2 separate regions of the Homo sapiens genome follow, and region 1 is linked to region 2. Evidence: chromatin contacts called from ENCODE POLR2A ChIA-PET data. All regions are on one chromosome and are shown on one strand. The core of a region is the stretch at or near the end of the contact, and the rest is flanking DNA. Distances in the headings are between cores, read along the strand shown.

The links. ChIA-PET counts read pairs that join two places held with the same protein, here RNA polymerase II (POLR2A).
Region 1: POLR2A ChIA-PET joins it to region 2 with 11 read pairs in K562. The contact joins the enhancer-like site here to the promoter of DSCR4 in region 2. POLR2A ChIA-PET finds 5 or more read pairs at or near these places in 2 of 52 experiments (K562 and activated CD4-positive, alpha-beta T cell).

What each region holds. Positions count from the first base shown.
Region 1 is chr21:38,294,164-38,298,142 of GRCh38, reverse strand. KCNJ15 (potassium inwardly rectifying channel subfamily J member 15) reads right to left here. Exons shown (of 3, transcript NM_170736.3): 2 at 1,120-1,217. Among named protein-coding and RNA genes, the nearest start is that of KCNJ15, 39 kb to the right of the region's middle. Within about 2 kb of position 1,627, at least 5 of the 41 ENCODE cell types and tissues checked have a DNase peak (open chromatin) inside an H3K27ac peak, as active enhancers do.
Region 2 is chr21:38,120,045-38,124,066 of GRCh38, reverse strand. DSCR4 (Down syndrome critical region 4) reads left to right here and starts at 2,707. Exons shown (of 3, transcript NR_147130.1): 1 at 2,707-2,939; 2 at 3,659-3,760. DSCR8 (Down syndrome critical region 8) reads right to left here and starts at 2,616. Exons shown (of 3, transcript NR_026842.1): 1 at 2,466-2,616; 2 at 1,656-1,755.

The sequences.
Region 1 (3,979 bases), core at 378-2,877, 180 kb before region 2:
TTGAAAAAGATAATGCGGGTGATTACAGAGTAACTTTACCTGGGTGGCATGTTTTTCTTCACCTCATTGGTATTTTAGGAACTAAAAAAATCTTCCCTTTTATTAAGGAACTGATATACAGATTCATGCATTGCTCTTTCTGTTAGAGCAGTATTATCTCAATAGAAGTTGTGAAAGTAATCCTCTGGGCAAATCCCTTCAAGGAAATGGAAACTGTATCCATTAGCAGCAAACACCTGTTCAGGAGGCAATGGGTCTGCTGGGCATTTTAATTTTCCTGTTACTTTATTAAGAGTGTGTTATTTACTAAATGCCCCCTTGTAATTGACTTTTCTTTAGAAAGTCACGTTTTCATTTTTGTTGAAAAGAAGGGCCATAAATTATTCAAAATTTGTTTACCTTGAAGCAAATTCCACTGTTCTTGGGATCAAGTTAGAAGAAAAGTACAGGATATAATTGATGAACTAGGGCCTTACTATACCCTCAGCAACACTTCTCAGTGTAACGAAGAGGAAAGTGACCACAATAAAGGTTTGGAAATGAAACGCCATTCTGGCATGCCCAAATGCACAGACAAACTTGTAACATGAGCACCAGCAGAGACAAATGCAGCCTGTCTGCAAGTGACTGCATGCATTTTTTTTAAGCTGCTGAGGAAACTGCATGCCATTCAATCCACTGAAATAAAAACAGAGGATTAAGTTTTCCAGTGTGAGTGATACACAAGTGTCCTGCGGGCACTCAGCCCTCTGCCAGATTCTGGAAAGCTTGGCCCTGTTTTTATGAAGGCAGCACCATGAAGCTTCTGTTTGAAACTCTCTTTCAAAGGGGCAGCAAGCCAGGCTTGGGATGAACTGTATCTGTTTCCTCTTTCTGCTGAGAGCGCTTTTGCTGCAGTCCTGTGTATATAGTGCTGGAGTTAATGGCATCTATCATACCTCCTATCAAGTCTTGGTGGACAGAAATCACAGGACAAGACCTAGAGCCTCTGGGTGTGTTGGGGGCAGCATTTCTCAGTGGGAAAGAGAGCAGCTGGCACTCAGCAGTCAAAGGGTGCCATGGCCCTCTCTGTCCTCCTCCCTCCCTCAAGTGTGTGATGCCCTCAGAACCGTCTACTACCTGGTCACTCACTCCGCAGGTCAGGTGTCTTCTTCAAGGCAGGTAGAACGTCCTCGCTCCCCTTCACCCACCTGGCTACCATGGGATTCTGCTACTGCCTGAAAGAAAGAGGGACACATGGATTCATAGATGGTTACCAAGTGCACCCCAGTAAAACTGACCCCCGATGATTTTCTAAGAGTTACGCAGTGGCATTTACCTTCCAATCCCTGGAAATCGGCACAGTGCACAGAATAGGGTAAAGGTTCAAGGAACGATTTAAGAAGGAAGCTGAACCCCAACCACAGCCCTCACCACACAGTTCCCAGCCCCTGGAGGGAGCTCCGTAGCAAAACACCCTGGAAAGAGAGGGTTAACCCACCCTCATTGAGGCCCGCTATGAACTGACCGGCACACGGGGAGGCAGGAAGGGGAAGTGCAGAGGAAGTAAACAGTGAGCGCTGGAAGGGAAGAGTCTAGAATATTTTTACCGCCTGTGGAAATGCATTGCTACTGTTGAGTCATAGGACATTAGAGTGGAAAAGATTGTCAGAACCATCCCACTTGACACAGCTGGGTCCTGGCAGAAAGAACAAGGTCCAAAGTCTTTGGAAGCTAGCCCAGGGTTCCTGTCAGTCCACCACAAAATCCCCTTAAACATCCACAGTTTCATGTAATCTCCTTTAAATTCAAGAGGTTCTTTTGCATGTACTTTTTGAAAATAATTCTTCCTAAGCTATCTGCCTATCTATTATCTATCTTCTATCAATCTATTATCTATCAATTATCTCTCTAATCTATCATTTATTATATATCACCAATCAATCTATTATCTATCAATTATCTATCTATTTATTACCGGTCTAAATATCTACCTGCATATTATCTATCATCTGTCAATTATTGATCTATTACCTATCAATTATCTATGATCTGTATCTATCTATCAATCATCCATCTGTCTACATCCATATATTTTTATGTCTCTCACACACACACAGGCACACTTATACTTCCTACGTTTCTTCTGATCTGCCAATTATTTACAGTTATTACTCTCTTATAGTTAAAGTATTCCCAATTAACCTGTGCATCCTCTTACAGGCTGGATCCTGCCAGTGTGGCCACAGCATGTTTGGCAAATGACCTCTTTGTCATTGCTCTATTAAGACCCAGAATCTTCTTTGTGCCCATCAATCTTACCCATAGGCTTTATGAATTGCACTTCATCATAGGCTCTTAATTTATAGAATTTTATTCCTCAGCAGACTTCTTTCATGAAGTTTGAATCAGTGTTGATACATACTCTTATTTCATATAATTTTATGTTACTGCCTTAGGTTATATTCCCTTAGTGATTCTTCAATAGACCTGGCTTAACTTCTAACATGGTAAGCAACAATAACAGTTTTCCAAAAGATAAAAACACAAAGAATGAGAGAAGAATAGTTTCTTCTAATTTCCCCTATCTTAACCTTTTTCCCATTAAAAAAAAAAGTGCAGCTTGCCACCAGTACTCACTTAATTTTACATAAACATGCTTTTCGAGGCTGAAGCAAATCTGATTGATTTTCAATGTGAAAGTAAAACATAAAAATTGTTCTTGGAGTTATTTCTAAACAGAACTAACATCAGAATCATCTGAATCATCAGAATTGTCTATTTCGGAAAAATTGGATTCATCAAATGAATCTCTGGCCAACAACTGTTGGAGACCAATGTTAACACCATGTGTAGGAATGCTGTGTTTTCCAGGATTTGACATTTTCAGCGATCAAGAATTACTATATTTTGTAAATAAAAATACCACTACTAAAAGCAGAATGCTCTAAATAGAATGTTGTCTTTTGTTTCCAAAGTTGATATACTAGAGTGATATGAAAATAATAATAAAAGTAATATACTGTGTGGCAAAATCATCTCCAGGTAAATATTGCAGCCTCAAGTGCTGCCAGTGAGTATTCTCAGGGCAAATGAGAAAAGGGTTAATCCTCCCAGCTAAGCAATATTTCATATAAACCATTAACAGTTTTCTTTAATTTCTGGAAATAATGTTTATTTCTGCAGTTTTTGTTATATCGTTTCAGTTTGTGGGTTGGGGTTGCAATTTTTAGAATGGCGATATCTACCTAAGTGAAGTTCTTACAACTATTGAATGGATAGGTCAGTATTACTTTCTCCTACTTCAAACCAGTAAAAGATTAATGGTCTGAGGTCACTGAGTGCTTATGCTGTGAGCATTAGTTTTCTGAAGTTAAAGGAAAGAAAATAAACACACTCTGAAACAGAATGGAACAGAAGGCACATTGAAAAAGGTACTTAGCTATATGGAGAACTACACTTCCAGTGTTGGGGACACAGCAAGGATAATGGGAAATGGAAGGGTAGTACCCATTGCCATGTTGATGATGGCAATGTTTAAAGACATTGATGTCTTTAAAACTTAGAGCTCTGTTAGGCCAGATTTTGAAGATTTTCAATTTGCCCATCTCGAGAAAACTTCATTCTGCGTTTCACAGTGAACTAACAAAGCAAAGGCCCCTTAGAAAAAACATTTCTCACTTACAGAAAAATGGGGAGACAGTGGCTCCCCAGAACCGGGGTTCCTCAACTAGGCCTTCAGCGAGCTCATTCCACGTCTTTTAACCAGGGTGATGAGGCATAAAGAGTGAAATCTAAATCAAATAGTAACTTTGGATTTCTAGACTAAAATTAACTTGTGGTGGATCTCACTTTTAAGCTCTGAAAAAACATAGCTTCCTGTTTGTAAGAAAAGTTACTTAAAAAGCTTTTTGCTTTTTTGCGTGTCATATATTTCTGACAAATTAATTTTTCAATGATCTCTTTGTCCAGAAATAAAAAATGCCTGGATTAAATTTGA
Region 2 (4,022 bases), core at 1,458-3,957:
TGACTTTTAGGGTCAATAAGCTTTATTAAGGGCAATTTAGTGTCACAGGAAGAGAAAATTTATAACCCTGATCAATGAGGAATACAGAGGACACAAAGGTACATACATGTGATGGAGACCTATATCAAAAATGCTGTTATCAGTCAGAGTGCTGGCAGGAAACAGATGGTACACTCAAACCAGGCAACTGAGCTAAGGTTAATGAAGGCCTATTTACACAGGTGTGGGTGGGGCTATGGGAACCAACAAGTGATACTGAGACACCCATGGGCAGCACTCCCTGGAGAGCCATTACCTCCCCTAGGGCTAATGGGACTGTAAGGAGAGAGGTCACCGGACCCCACAGAGAGCTAGAGGAGACGACTGAGGGGTAGTGAGCTTCACACAGGAATGTAGCCCCTGCCGACTTGTGGCCTTGAGAGCTCGAGCATCCGTACCTCAACCATTCTGTCCTCCTGCCCCAACTTCCTCTGTGCCTCCATGGGCCAATGGGAAGCCAGAGGGTAACAGAGCCCATGTGGGGCTGTTCGTAGAGGTCAGTGTTCTGGGGTTCAGAACATGGTGGGGAGGAGGGCAGGGAGTCTGAAGGGTCAGACACAGAATGTCAAAAACATCCTTATATGTGGTTTCATCTAGTGCTCTTAAACCAGACTCACTAACCTACTGTGTTTTAAAATACAGCTTGCCAAAGTCTGTGTTAATATTATTTAACTTTGATGTGTATCTGTGATGGTTAGTTTTGTGTGTCAACTTGACTGAGCCATGGGATACTCCTAACAGGTTGAATGTTATTTCTGGGTGTATCTGTGAAGGTGTTTCTGGAAGAGATCAGGATCTGAGTTGGTGGACTGATTAAAGCAGATGGCTCTCCTCAATGTGGCTGGGCCTCATCCAGTCCATCCAGGGTCAGAATAGAAGAAAAACGGAGAGGAAGGGAGGACTTTTTCTCTTTGCCTGATTGAGCTGGAATATTGATCTTCTGCCCTCTGTGCTTCTGGTTCTCAGGCCTTTAGACCTGGGCTGCAATCTATACCATCGGCCCTCCAGCTCTTAGGCCTTTGACTTTCATCAGCTTTCCTGGGTCTCCAGCTTGCAGAGAGCAGATCATGGGGCTTCTCAGCCTCCACAATCACATGAACCAGTACCTGATAATAAATTGGTTCTGGTTTTTCCAGAGAACCCTGATTAATATACTATCTGTGCATTCACTTAGGAGAAACAAAGTCATTAAATGTGAAAAAAAAAAAAGAACTGAGTCACTCAGAAGAATCATACTATAGTTGCCCATCATATATTATAAAGAACAAAGTATTCTAAATTATTTACGAATAAGAATTCTATAAAGAAAATGACTGATTATCTGCGCTTACACAAAATATTTCATGGAAATTTTATTACCGTGCTCTTTTTTTTTTTTAATTTAACCATCATTATGTTGTGCATTCATCATCTGGAGTTTTTAGTTGTTTAGAATTCCCTGTTGGCAGCCAAATTCCTGTCTGGGAAAATGTATGAGCCAGCCTTCATTTTCCACGATGACTTTCCAAGGAACCATTACAATTAAGAGAATGTAAGTTACTCATCTCCAATAACTGTACATGAAGCAATATTCCGAGGATTTGTTAACTGTCTTTGACAGGAGATCATCTACTCACAGTAGGTGCTTAACAAATGCCATCTTGAATGAATGAAGACCCTTTCTCACAGTAACAAAGTTGGGTCCAGGCTCCTTCATTTTTGCTCAGCAAGATGAAGCTAAGGAAACAGGAAATAAGTCATCAACCAAATCATAGTAACAAATCGTTCTATTCCATTCTCCATAATTCACCCTTCAGTCCAGGGGAACACTAACAATTGCCCCTCCAGATACAAAGAAATTGCCTCCTCTGAAGACAGCTGCCTCACCTAAGGCCACATTTCCTTCCAGGTTGCCCCACTTCCAATGAGTCACTGATTGGCAATCCATAAAGGTCAGCTCTCTTGCCTCAACTCAGCATACCTCTGACAGATCGTCCCATCTTCCCGTCTCCCTTGAGGTTTGACTGGGGTTGCTGCTGACCCAGTGATATAGGAGTTAAGAAGAAAGTACTTAGGCAGATAGTGAAGGTATGGGAGTCCTCAGTAAGGTCTTCCTTTTAATGAAAAGCAGCCCCCAAATCATTTTCTTTTCTAACAAAAAGCAACCTGGAAAATCGAGCTGCAGACACAGACAAGCAAGCTGAAAGCTTGCACAGGCAAATACCGGCAGTTGTGCCAATAAAAATATACTACCTGGGGCCGGCGCTGTGGCTCACGCCTGTAATCCCAGCTACTCAGGAGGCTGAGGCAGGAGAATCGCCTGAACTTAGGAGGCGGAGGCTGTGGTGAGCCAAGATGGCGCCATTGCACTCCAGCCTGGGCAACAAGAGCGAAACTCCGACTCAAAAAGCGACAACAGCAGCAACAACAACAACAAAAAACACTACCTGGGATTAGGCATGTTCTAAATGGCAGCTCCATCTTCTCTTTTTGCCACCCATGTTTACAGAAACGAGTGGACAAGACGGCCCCTGCCAAGTGGGAAGCCTATTTGCATAACAAGATTAGGGTGGGGTGACCAGCCTTCCCTGCGCGCTACGTAAACGTCACCCCTGGTCGAACCAATCTCTGGGCTCCACGTAAATCAGACACCGCCTCCTCAAGCCTGCCCGTAAAACCTGCTGCCGTCAGTCACGGGCCAGCCTTTCCCTTAAGGATGTCTGAGAGCTGGTCTCCTCACTCTTTTCTTCCGCCTATTAAACTTTCCGCTTCTTAACTCACCCATGTGTGTCCATGTCGTTAATCATCTTGACGAGAGATGATGAACCCCGGATATTTACCCCAGACAGTGATGCCGCTTCACCAGCATTGCACTCTACTTCCCCGCTTCCTGATCCTGCCTCAGCTTCTCCTCTCCACAGGTATTGATCCCAAGAACAACCCGTAAGAAATGTCCTGCACGCTAATCTCCATCTCAGAGTCAGCTTCCCAGGGAATCCAGCAATTACGAAGCATTCAGCTTAATTTTGTTGATTGCTTTATGATTTTGTGTGTGTGTGTGTGTTTTAATGTTGAAATGTAACATATATTCAAAAGTGTGGATAAAGTCTCCATGACGATTAGTTTCCTGTGTCATCATGGGGGCCAGGCTTTAGTGCCTTTTTTTTTTTTTTTTTTTTTTTTTTTTTGTGGTGAGACAGAGTTTTGCTCTTGTCACCCAGACTGGAATGCAGTGGCGCGATCTCGGTTCACTACAACCTCCTGGGTTCAAGTGATTCTCCTGCTTCAGCCTCCCAAGTAGCTGGGATTACAGGTGCCCGCCACCAAGCCAGGCTAATTTTTGTATTTTTAGTACGGATGGGGTTTCACCATGTTGGCCAGGCTGGTCTTGAACTCCTGACCTCAAGTGATCTTCCTGCCTCGGCCTCCCAAAGTGCTGGGATTACAGGCGTGAGCCACTGCACCCGGCCTTTACTGCCCATTTATTTAATCAAACACTAATCTAGGTAGTGCTGCAAAGGTATTTTGTAGATGTAGTTAACATCTACAATCAGTTGGCTTTACATAAATCTTACTTTTCATACTGTGAATGGGCCTTATACAATCAGAAGCCTTAAGAGCAAAAACTGAATTTTCCTAGAGAAGAAAAAATTCTGCCTAAAGTCTGCAACATCGTTTCCTGCCTGAGTTTCAGCCTGCCAGCTTCTCCTACGGATTCTGGACTTGCCAGCCCCACAATCATGTAAGCCAATATGCTAAAATAAATTTCTTAATATAATTCTTAATGTATATATCCTTTTGATTCTGTTTTTCTGGAGAAATCTGGCTTATACAGGCTCTTAACATGATTGTTTATCTGTCAATTTTTATTTTATGGCTATGTTATTAGGTATAAACAAATTTACGATTATTTCATATTAAACCTGAAACGTTGATTATTCTGAAACGAGCCAGTCTTTGCTTTGGTTTTGTAACTTTTGCTTTGCATAGTAGTTTTACCATCC